Linked DNA regions of Homo sapiens: regions 1, 2 and 4 are each linked to region 3. Evidence: read pairs that join two places in POLR2A ChIA-PET (ENCODE). Cell type or tissue: Caco-2. All regions are shown on one strand.

Region 1 (2,500 bases), 480 kb before region 3:
ATGTTAAGAAATTAGGCCGGGCCAGGTACAGCCCGTAGCTCACGCCTGTAATCCCAGCACTTTGGGAGGTCGAAGTGGGCAGATCACCTGAGGTCAGGAGTTCGAGACCAGCGTGGCCAACACAGTGAAACCTTGTCTCTACTAAAAATACAAAAATTAGCCAGGTATGGTGGCATGCACCTGTAATCCCAGCTACTGGGGAGGCTGAGGCAGGAGAATCGCTTGAACCCAGAAGGCGCAGGTGCAATAAGCTGAGACTGTGACACTGCACTCTAGCCTGGGTGACAGAGAGAGACTCCAACTCAAAAAAAAGAAAAAGAAATTAGGCCAGGCAGCTGATTGTGGTGGTTCACACCTATAATCCCAGCATTTTGGGAGGCTGAGGTGGGAGGATCGCTTGAGCCCAGGAATTCGAGACTAGCCTGGACAACATGGCGAAACCCTGTCTCTACAAAAAATACAAAAATTAGCTGGGCGTGGTGGCATGTACTTGTGGTTCCAGCTAGCTGGGAGGCAGAGGTGGGAGAATCGCTTGAGCCCAGGAGGTGGAGGTTGCAGTGAGCCAAAACTGCACCACTGAACTCCAGCTCCAGCCTAGGCAAAAGAGGGAGACTCAGTCTCAAAAAAAAAAAAAAGAGGAAAAGGGCAGGGCAGGGGAGGGGAGGCGGGGAGGGAAGCGGAGGCGGGGAGGGGAAGAGGGGACGGGAGGCAGAGGGGAGGGGAGGCGGGGAGGGGAGAGGGCAAGTGAGCTAGCTCTCCTGCAGGTACCTGCTCTCCTGCTGAGAAACAGCCCCAGGCTGGCTGTGAGGCCCTGGCAGGGAATGAACACTCAGCTAAGGGACATAAAATGACTGAGCAACCTGCTGCCCACTCCAGGTGTTACTGACAGACCAAGCCACAAGGTTGGGCAGATGCAGCAGTGGCCTCATAGGGTGGAAATGGCACCCAGGAGATGGTGTGGAAGGAAGGCAGGTGCAGCACAGCTGCCTAAGCTATGGGGCAGATGCCTCCTGCACTGGTGGCTGCTCAACCGCTTTCCTCCCTCAGCCCACACTGACAACCTCTGGGGAGTCCCTTAGGGTCAAGGGACTGAGAAGACAAAAGTCTGCTGTGGTTTACGCATGGTTCTGCACAGCACACTGGCACTGACACCCCTGGCCTTATTATCTGGATGTCCACTTGACCAACTGAAAGACGGCCAGAAGACGAAGCTATATGAATTCACCGATTCAGGCAGAACATGGTCTTACCATGTGCCCATCACTCAGAGCCATGGCCTGGCAGCCCAGTAGGATGCCACAAATGCTGTGAATAGACACCAATCCCGGCTGGATCTCACAGCCAGAACACACGGGTCTAGGAATAAACAGTGATGTCTGAATGGCTCAAGTCCCATCTCCGCTGCCACAAGTCCCGTCTCCACTGCCAAGAGTCCCGTCTCCGCCTCCTTGGACCCTCCTGTCAAGAGAGCTGGTCCAAAGGCCGGGTGTGGTGGCTCACATTTGTAATCCCAGCACTTTGGGAAGCTGAAGCGGGTGGATCATGAGGTCAGGAGTTCGAGACCAGCCTGGCCAACACAGTGAAACCAAACCCCATCTCTATTAAAAATACAAAAATTAGTCGGGTGTGGTGGCAGGTGCCTGTAATCCCATCTACTTGGGAGGCTGAGGCAAGAGAATTCCTTGAACCCAGGAGGCGGAGGTTGCAGTGAGCCGAGATTGCGCCACTGCACTCTAGCCTGGGCAACAGAGCAAGACTCAGTCTCAAAAAAAAAAAAAAAAAAGAGCAAGCTACGAGCTACTCCAAAGGGAGTATGTGCCAACCAGGGTGCAGACCACAGCTCCCTCTGGCCTCCTCATGTACCAGCCCTGGCTGGAGAGGCTAACCCTGACTCCCAAAGCGAGACTGAGTTGCTGCCACCCACTGTGGGAGACTATCTAGAGGCCAGTCCTAAAAACAGTTTAGTATTTCTGCTTTTACCAGTAAAAGTTAATGGGAACTACAGCCACCAAAAAAGCAAAACTACCAACAAGTCAGACCCTTTGGGGATAAAGATATGGGTCCTGGCTGAGCACAGTGGCCCCCATCTGCAGTCCCAGCATTTTGGGAGACTGAGGTGGGAGGATCACTTGAGCCCAGGAGTTTAAAACCAGCCTGGATGACACAGGGAGACCTCGTCTCTTTGAAAAATTAAAAACTCAGCCAGGCATGGTGGTATGTCCCTGGAGTCCCAGCTATTCAGGAAGCTGAGACTGGAGGATAGTTTGAGTCTGGGAGGTTGAGGCTTCAGTGACCCATGATCATGCCACTGCACTCCAGCCTAGGCAACAGAGCAAGATCCTGTCTCAAAATAAAAATTATTTAGGCATGGTAGTATGTACCTATGGTCCCAGCTACTCAAGAGCCAGAAGCAGGAGGATCACTACAGCCCAGGAGGTTGAGGCTGCAGTGAGCTGATTGCAACACTGCTCTCCAGCCTGGGCAATAGGACGAGGCTCTG
Region 2 (2,500 bases), 750 kb before region 3:
ACCCCATACCGTGCACGCCTGAACTCAAGACCCCACACCGTGCACGCCCGCACTCACAAGACCCCACGCCATGCACTCACACAACCCCATACCGTGCACGCCTGAACTTACGACCCCACACCGTGCACACCCGCACTCACAGGACCCCACACCGTGCACGCCCTCACTCACGGGACCCCACACCGTGCAGGACCACACTCACACCACACACCATGCATGCCCGCACTCACACGACCCCACACGATGCACGCCCACACCCCCCACACGCCAGCACCCATGACCCCACACCACGCGTGCCCACATTCACATGACCCCACACCGCGCACACCCACACACACATTACCCCACACTGCAAATGTCCACACATGACCCCACATTGCGCATGTCCGCACTCTCACGACCCCACACCACACACGTCTACACTCACTTTGACCCCATATTGTGCAGGTCTAAACTTACACACCCCACACCACGCATCTACACTCACATGACCCCATATCACGTATGTCTACACTCACAGAGTTTTCTACTCCACTGTCTTTACCAACATGAATTTACTAGTATAGGAAACTGGCCCAGGAAAAGAAAAGTTGCAAGTAACTCAATGGGTCACTTCAGAAACTCTAAAAGCATCACATTACTGTTGATCATCTAACACTCTCTTCAAAGCCATCTCCTCAAAACAAGCATCCAAACTGCCCACCACATTGTCATGATTCTTCATCGGCCAGACGAACCCCACAGGGAACGGCTCGTTTCAACCAGACCCTCAAAAAGTCTCATAAATACCCCGAAGATGCCCCTGCCTTCCCAAACTCTGCTAAGGCTCTGGAAGCTGGTGCCCTCCCCGCCAAGGGCGGCAGTTACTTAAAAGGTTATTCTGATGAGACTTTCAGAGCACGCATTTGACAGATTCACCCTCCACCCGACGACAACCAGGCTTATCCAGGATACACAGGCACTGTATCTTTTATTTAAAGCATCTGATAGCTCTCCCCAGCCTACATGATAAACCCAATTCTAACCTACATACCAGTAGTTTCTCCCATCAGTCCCAACTCTGACTACACGGGGAACACGCATTTTGATTTATGTCCTGCCACTGCTGGTACTTTTCTCCCCTTTCTTCTCTCTTTAGGGAACTCCTTTTTGCCCTTGAAGGCCAAGCACAGACATCACCCTCTGCCAAACCTTCCCTAATTAACCGTTTTGCATGTCCTATTGTTGCTCATTATCAAATTTCAAGAACCGTGTCTAGTTCTTAGAACCTGTACTTAGTAGAGACCAAAGCAAAGTGTAATCATTTCATAGGTGATTCCTAATAAATCAAAAAACCTTTCTGGAAGAGATTTGCCAAAATGTAAAACTTTTTGCAAAACTTTTTTTTTTTTTTGTAAGACTATGCAAAACTTTTCCCTTCCTATTATTTTTTGCATTTTCCAAATTTTCTAAATGATCAGAGAGCATCCTGATAGTTTTATTTTAAATAAAATCAATTGGAACTCTCATTTCTGTGTGAGCCGTTTAAATTTTAAAACATTAGGAGGTTTTGCTGTCGTGCTGGCCCTGGTATCAGTTCCTTGCTCAGTTTGCATCCTGAAATAGTGAAACACAAAGGCTCGGCTGTGTAAGGTTCCACGGAAAGTCTCCTATCCACACCCCAGCAGATTAGCTGGAATGTGTTCTCTAACCTTGTCTACCCATGAGGCAGCAGGCGCTTGGCGCCCTGGGGAGCAGAAGCCCCATGACTCTGTAGGAGCCCTCTGGCTGATGGCTCTTTCTGTAAGCCCCTCCCAGTGGAGGCGGCAAATAGGCTAAGTCTCCCACATGGCAAAATGAGCTCCCTTTTATGTGCGTCCTCGGCTTTCAATGGTGTGACCGGCAACAGCTCTTTGTAGATTTAAAAGACGGCTAAAATTACCTGAAATAGGTTAAAAATAGATTATAATTTTTATAATGCCTGAAATTGCTTGTAGAATTTTACAGTTTCAGCATGGGAGTGGTGCTTTTTAATATCAAAAGGTTTGTTGTAAATTTTGTTTCCTTTTAAAATCTAACCAGAGAGAAAAGATCTAAAAGATAAAATAAGTAAAGATTGGTATACTTACGTAACTGGACAAGTCTTGATTTTCCTGACTCTGAATGGCAGGGCTGGATCAGAGGAGCAAAAGAAACAGCAAGAATCTTTTTGGTTTCCCAAGCTGAAGGACCTGTGCGTGTTATCTTAGTCAACTATCCCAGAGACAAAATGAGAATATTCAAAAGAATTGGCTACTATTTAGCTCATATTTAATCATTCCTATACATACTATAAAAATACATAGAAATGCTTACAATAAAATGAAATATCTTGACATACGGACCCCTAATGTGATGTGCCATGAAGTACATCTACCTTATGAATATTCCTGCAAAGATGCTAACCTGAATATATTCAGGCCCTAGGCCTAACTTCTGTTTACAGAAACTATATATTATAGAGAAACTAGTTATAGGATAG
Region 3 (2,500 bases):
TGCTCTCTGACGCCCAGGCTGGAGTGCAGTAGCGCAATCTTGGCTCACCGCAGCCTCCGCCTCCCGGGCTCAGGGGATCCTCCCATCTCAGCCTCCCCAGTAGCTGGGACTCCAGGCATGCACCGCCACGTCTGGCTAATTTTTTTGTTTTTGATAGAAACAGGGTTTTGCCGTGTTGGTTGCCATGTTGACCAAGCTGGACTTGAAGTCCCGGCTTCTAGTGATCCACCTGCCTCAGCCTCCCAAAGTGTTGGGAATATAGGCGTGAGCCACTGCGCCCAGTTTAATCTGTCTTTTGTTCAAGGGTCTGTTGGATACAGTGAGTTCTAGATTTCTCTTAGAGGACTCAGCATGTATGTTCAGTTCTTTGTTCTCCATTTAACTCGTGCATAGTTTCAGTAAACAACCTTTTCCACCAGTTTTAATCAATAGTTCACATCTGTTCCCCTGGTCACCTGCTCCGTCCTGACTCATCCTGGTACCTGTTTTTTTTTTTTTTTTTTTTTGAGATGGAGTCTCGCTCTGTTGCCCAGGCTGGAGTGCAGTGGTGCGATGTCCGCTCACTGCAAGCTCCGCCCCCCGGGTTCCTGCCATTCTCCTGCCTCAGCCTCCCGAGTAGCTGGGACTACAGGTGCCCGCCACCACGCCTGGCTAATTTTTTTTGTATTTTTAGTAGAGACGGGGTTTCACCACGTTTGCCAAGATGGTCTCGATCTCCTGACCTCATGATCCACCCGCCTCGGCCTCCCAAAGTGCTGGGATTACAGGCGTGAGCCATCGCACCCGGCCCCTGGTCACCTGCTCTGACCTAAGTCATCTTTAGCTACCTGTTCCTGTCCTTCCTGCCAAACTACTCACCCCACCACTCTGGGTCACACCCCTGCTCTCTTTAAAATAGTCAATCAGAATTACCTTAGAGTGTGCAGTCCAACCCCACCCAACAGGGGAATGACACAGCCGTAGAGGCTACCTGTGTCAGGAATAAGAACCCCTTCCCCTCCCTTGTCCAGGTGCGCTCTCACCATTGCTCCATCCGCGAGTCGCACCCTTCTATAGAAGTAAAAATTGCCTTGCTGAGAAAATTAATGTTTGAGTGCTATTTCTTTGTGGCACCGAGGAAGCATTTTGTTTCTAACAGGTCTCAGCCATGAAGCTTGTGATGGGTGAGGAAAAGATATGACTTCTCCCCCTACAGAGAATCTGATGAGGGTGCAGCTCCCAGGAACAGGCCATGGACACCCCCAGGGTTGTGAGGTCCTCCAGTCAAGGGGCCCCCTGACCCGAGGCAGGGGACGATGCCGCGGGCAGCCTGTGGCTCGGCTGCTCCCTACTCCCAGCTGCCCCTTCCAACAAGACACCAGCTCCCGGGCAGTGCCCCTCCCCCGCTGACTCCAAAAGCCAGGACAGCTTCTTTCCAAGCAGGGTGGACCCACCCTTGGTCCTGACCCCAAGCCCTCCAGCTCAGCCAAGGGCGGAGCCCCCCCAGGCCATGTGTGGTGGGGACCTGAGCGTGGCTGGGCTCTCCCTTCAACACCAACTCCTGCTACCCTCACAGCTGTGTGTACATGGAGGAGGGTCTCTGTGGGCTTCATCTGGACACTGCAAAAGGCTGCAGGGGGCTCAACTGCCATTAGGAGCAGCCTCCCACTCCTGGGTCCATCGGAGGCTCCCCCACCCAGCCTCAGCACTGACCACCGGCTTGGATGGCTGGGTGAGGCTGCCTCCACCCTGTGGACAGGACAAAGGCTCAGCCATCAGAGGCCACAAGCCAGATGCCTTCCCACCAGCTTCCCACCAACTAGTACAGCTATTTATAGTGCAGTGGAACAGGGTACCAGGCAGGGAGCACCCACTGATCCCCACCCCTCCCCAGAGTCCCTCCCCCACCACTGAACCCCACCCTTTCCCACCCCACGGAGGCCCCTCCTCTCACCATGTCCCTGGCCACACATCAAGTCTCCAGCTATCTCACTGACTCCCACCTGCTCACTAAGCTGCCTCTCAACAGAACTGAGTCAATCCCTGTAGGCTCCTGGCAGAGGTGTGGGGACACCACCCACCTTGGTTATGAAGGAGTCTACTAAGCTCACAGCCCATGCACTCCTGTGTGTGGACCCCCATCCCTGCCAGCCTGCAGCACTCCCGGACTCCAACACTCCATGCCTATACCAGGCCAGAATGATGCAGCCACCCTCACTTTAAGCTGGGCTGCCTGTGGCAGGAAGACCCCTCCACGGTGCCTGCAGCCCCTACCCCTCAGCCTGTCTTGGGGCAACACCCCTATGGGAGGCCCTTGGGAGACACCTACCAGCAGGAACCAGGTCCCTCCAGAGTGAGGGCTTCCCAGCTCACAGCCAGAGGCTACTCCCCGCCCCGCAGGCCCTCGGGTAAGGGGCCTGAATCCCTCAGAGGACCAGCCCTCCCTGCTCCCTTTCCCCCCGCTAAAGGTGGCACGGGGGCCCACCTCAGTGGCTGCCCTGGGTCCTGCTTGTCCAGCTCC
Region 4 (2,500 bases), 210 kb after region 3:
AGTAGGCGCACAAGGAAGACGATGGTGTGCTCTGGAGGTAGGGGGGCTGGGTAGACGTCACTGTGGGGGTTGGGGGAGGGAGAGGCACATGAGCAGACCCAAGGGCAGCCAAACCTGGCAGAACGATCCGCTCGCCCAGCCCCAGCCCCAGTGCCAGTCCCTGAGGCTGCTCTGAGGGTCATGGTGGACCCCTGCACCCGCACACCCTTCCCAGCTGTAGACTGAGCGTGGAGGCCGCTGGCTCCCTAGGAGCCCAGACTGGTGGTTCCACAGAGCTGAGGGTCTATGAGGCCACACTGGGGCCTCCCTGCCTTGGTTTCCCCATGAGTAACATGGGGTACATAAAGGACAGAATCCCTCCCATTGAATGAGGAGGATTCAACAGAAGTACTTGGAGGCGCCAGGCCCAGGGCCATCCCAGGTCACATCCCAGATGACCCCAGCAAGGGCTCACCAAGACCCGTGCTCCCGGGGCCCGTGAGGGTGAGGGGTGCCGGCCCAGGACACCCCACAGGGGAGTCTCAGGATCACTACTGAAAGGCAGCTCTGCTCTCGGGAGCAGCTCCCCCGACTCACACTCATTGGCACCGCCCAGTGGGTCCTGGCCAGTGCCCAGCCAGACACCCTGAGGGGTGGGACCAGGGTCTTGGTCCCCTAATGTTCCAGGAAGCAGGGTCTCGGGCCTCTGATAGAATCGGGGTCCAGGGAGCAGGGTCTCGGGCCCCTGATAGAATTGGGGTCCCAATGGCCGTAGCCTCCTATCTGTCTTCCATTCACTCTTAGGATGCCCAGCCACCTTCCTGCCATCCCGAGAGCAGACTGGTCTGGGGCCTGGGCACCTGTGATGCCACCTCAGGAGCCTCCCGACCCCACACAGCAGGAGCCCTCCTCTTTTGGTGTGGCAACCCTCACGGGGGTCCACCCTGGGTGGCCGCACCTGGAGAACCATCTGCCCCCACTTCTCAGGCTGTGAGCTCTGGAAGGGCAAACAGGCATGGGAAGTGCCTGCTCATGCCACAAGGCTGGGAGGAGCCCTCATTTGAGAACAGGGACTCATGGAAACAGCCACCCTGTGGAGGCTGCCTGGTCCCAGGAGGGTTTGCTTGAGAGCAGAGAGGTTGGGGAGGCACCCAGGAGGCCTTGAAGCTGCCTCGGGCTGCAGGCGATCAGAGCTCCCACCTCACCCACCCGTAAGAACACCCAGCTCAGTACGTGCACCTGAGGCCACCGAGGAAGAGGAGAGGGGGGCGGGGGGCGTCTACACCACCTGAGGCCATGGAGGAAGAGGGCTCTGCAGCCTGCTGCCCAGAGAGGAGGGCAGAGGGCAACTATACCACCCTGAAGAGAAACTGCCATGGGGGCGGAGCACAGGGGGCATGTGCAGCAAGACTGGGGGGAGGGAGAGGATGGTGAGGGAAGCCGGGGAACAGTCATCGAGTTCAGCCACGAAGACACCGTGGTGACCAGGGGGCCAGGGCCGAGCATAGCACATGGGCCGGCGGCTGTGTGGGGACAAAACAGGCTGGGAGAGACATTCCTAAGCCCCAACAGTGCTAGGTGAGCTTTTAAATATATATATTTCTATAATTTTAAAATCTCTGTTACAGAATATAACTCTCCTTTGTAACTTCTTTTTTTTTTTTTTTTTTTTTAAGGGACGGAGTATTGCTCTGGTGCCCAGGCTGGACTACAGTGGCACAATCCTGGCTCACTGCAGCCTCCGTCTCCTGAGACAGACATGCTCCCACCTCAGCCTCCCGAGTAGCTGGGAATACAGGTGCCTGCCACCGCACCCAGCTAAGTTTGTTTGTTTATTTGTAGAGATGGGGTCTTGCTGCATTGTCCAGGCTGGTTTCAACCTCCTGGACTTAGCCTCCCCAGTAGCTGGGACTGCAGGTGTGCACCACCACACCTGGCTTCCGCCTTTATCATCAACCATTTTAACTTAAACTGTCATGCAGCTTATATCACAGTTCAGGGTCACGATGAACAACTGTTCTCTGTAAATAAGGGAGGGTGGTCATGAGATATCAGGAATTGTCCCAAATCTCATGCAAAGCTATTTGAGTGATCGCTTCCTCTAAATCCGGCTACTGGCAGTTTGGCCCATCGCCTCAGGTCAGTCTGGGGCTCCTGCGTGTTTGATCAGCCCTCAGCTCACATGGGAAATAGATCCATACTTGGTTGCCAAAATATGCCAAGGGGCTGGCCTCACTCTGCCCATGGAGATTTTATTAATTTGTAAAATGTGAATTTCTGAAGTGTGAGTACTGGGGTGAGTCAGCCGTTTGCTGACATAGCAGCGCTGCCCTGTCCCACAGCCTCCAGGAGGTCTCCGGCCCATGCCCGCCCCCCCACCATGTCCTCCTAATCTTCAGCGGCCCCAGCCTGGGCTTCCAGCTCCACCCCAGCCCTTGCCCTCACACCTGACCCGTCTTGTCAGCTGGGCGTCCTTGAAGAGCGTGAAGGTCGGGGTCCCACCGAAGGCAGAGGGCTCCAT

What was found. ChIA-PET counts read pairs that join two places held together with the same protein. Peaks named below come from ENCODE experiments on the same cell type or tissue, not always from the same donor. Only the 100,000 strongest peaks of a DNase experiment are listed, where the experiment ranks them.
Region 1: POLR2A ChIA-PET joins it to region 3 with 7 read pairs; 3 of 35 experiments call an interaction of 5 or more read pairs at or near these places.
Region 2: POLR2A ChIA-PET joins it to region 3 with 10 read pairs; 2 of 35 experiments call an interaction of 5 or more read pairs at or near these places.
Region 4: POLR2A ChIA-PET joins it to region 3 with 10 read pairs; 2 of 35 experiments call an interaction of 5 or more read pairs at or near these places.

What each region holds. Positions count from the first base shown.
Region 1 is chr20:64,005,600-64,008,099 of GRCh38, reverse strand. All of the region lies in intron 9 of PRPF6 (pre-mRNA processing factor 6), which reads right to left. Among named protein-coding and RNA genes, the nearest start is that of PRPF6, 26 kb to the right of the region's middle. In Caco-2, no CTCF peak of the experiment used is centred here; no DNase peak of the experiment used is centred here.
Region 2 is chr20:64,267,619-64,270,118 of GRCh38, reverse strand. It overlaps PCMTD2 (protein-L-isoaspartate (D-aspartate) O-methyltransferase domain containing 2), which reads right to left. Exons shown (of 6, transcript NM_018257.3): 5 at 2,109-2,232. LOC124904957 (a long non-coding RNA gene) reads right to left here and starts at 220. Exons shown (of 2, transcript XR_007067721.1): 1 at 1-220. RefSeq lists an enhancer at 1-267. In Caco-2, no CTCF peak of the experiment used is centred here; no DNase peak of the experiment used is centred here.
Region 3 is chr20:63,522,373-63,524,872 of GRCh38, reverse strand. No RefSeq gene overlaps it. Among named protein-coding and RNA genes, the nearest start is that of PPDPF, 2.9 kb to the right of the region's middle. In Caco-2, no CTCF peak of the experiment used is centred here; DNase peaks (open chromatin) are centred at 1,442 and 2,285.
Region 4 is chr20:63,316,618-63,319,117 of GRCh38, reverse strand. It overlaps COL20A1 (collagen type XX alpha 1 chain), which reads right to left. Exons shown (of 36, transcript NM_020882.4): 21 at 2,427-2,500; 22 at 1-60. Among named protein-coding and RNA genes, the nearest start is that of COL20A1, 25 kb to the right of the region's middle. In Caco-2, no CTCF peak of the experiment used is centred here; DNase peaks (open chromatin) are centred at 47, 537 and 1,067.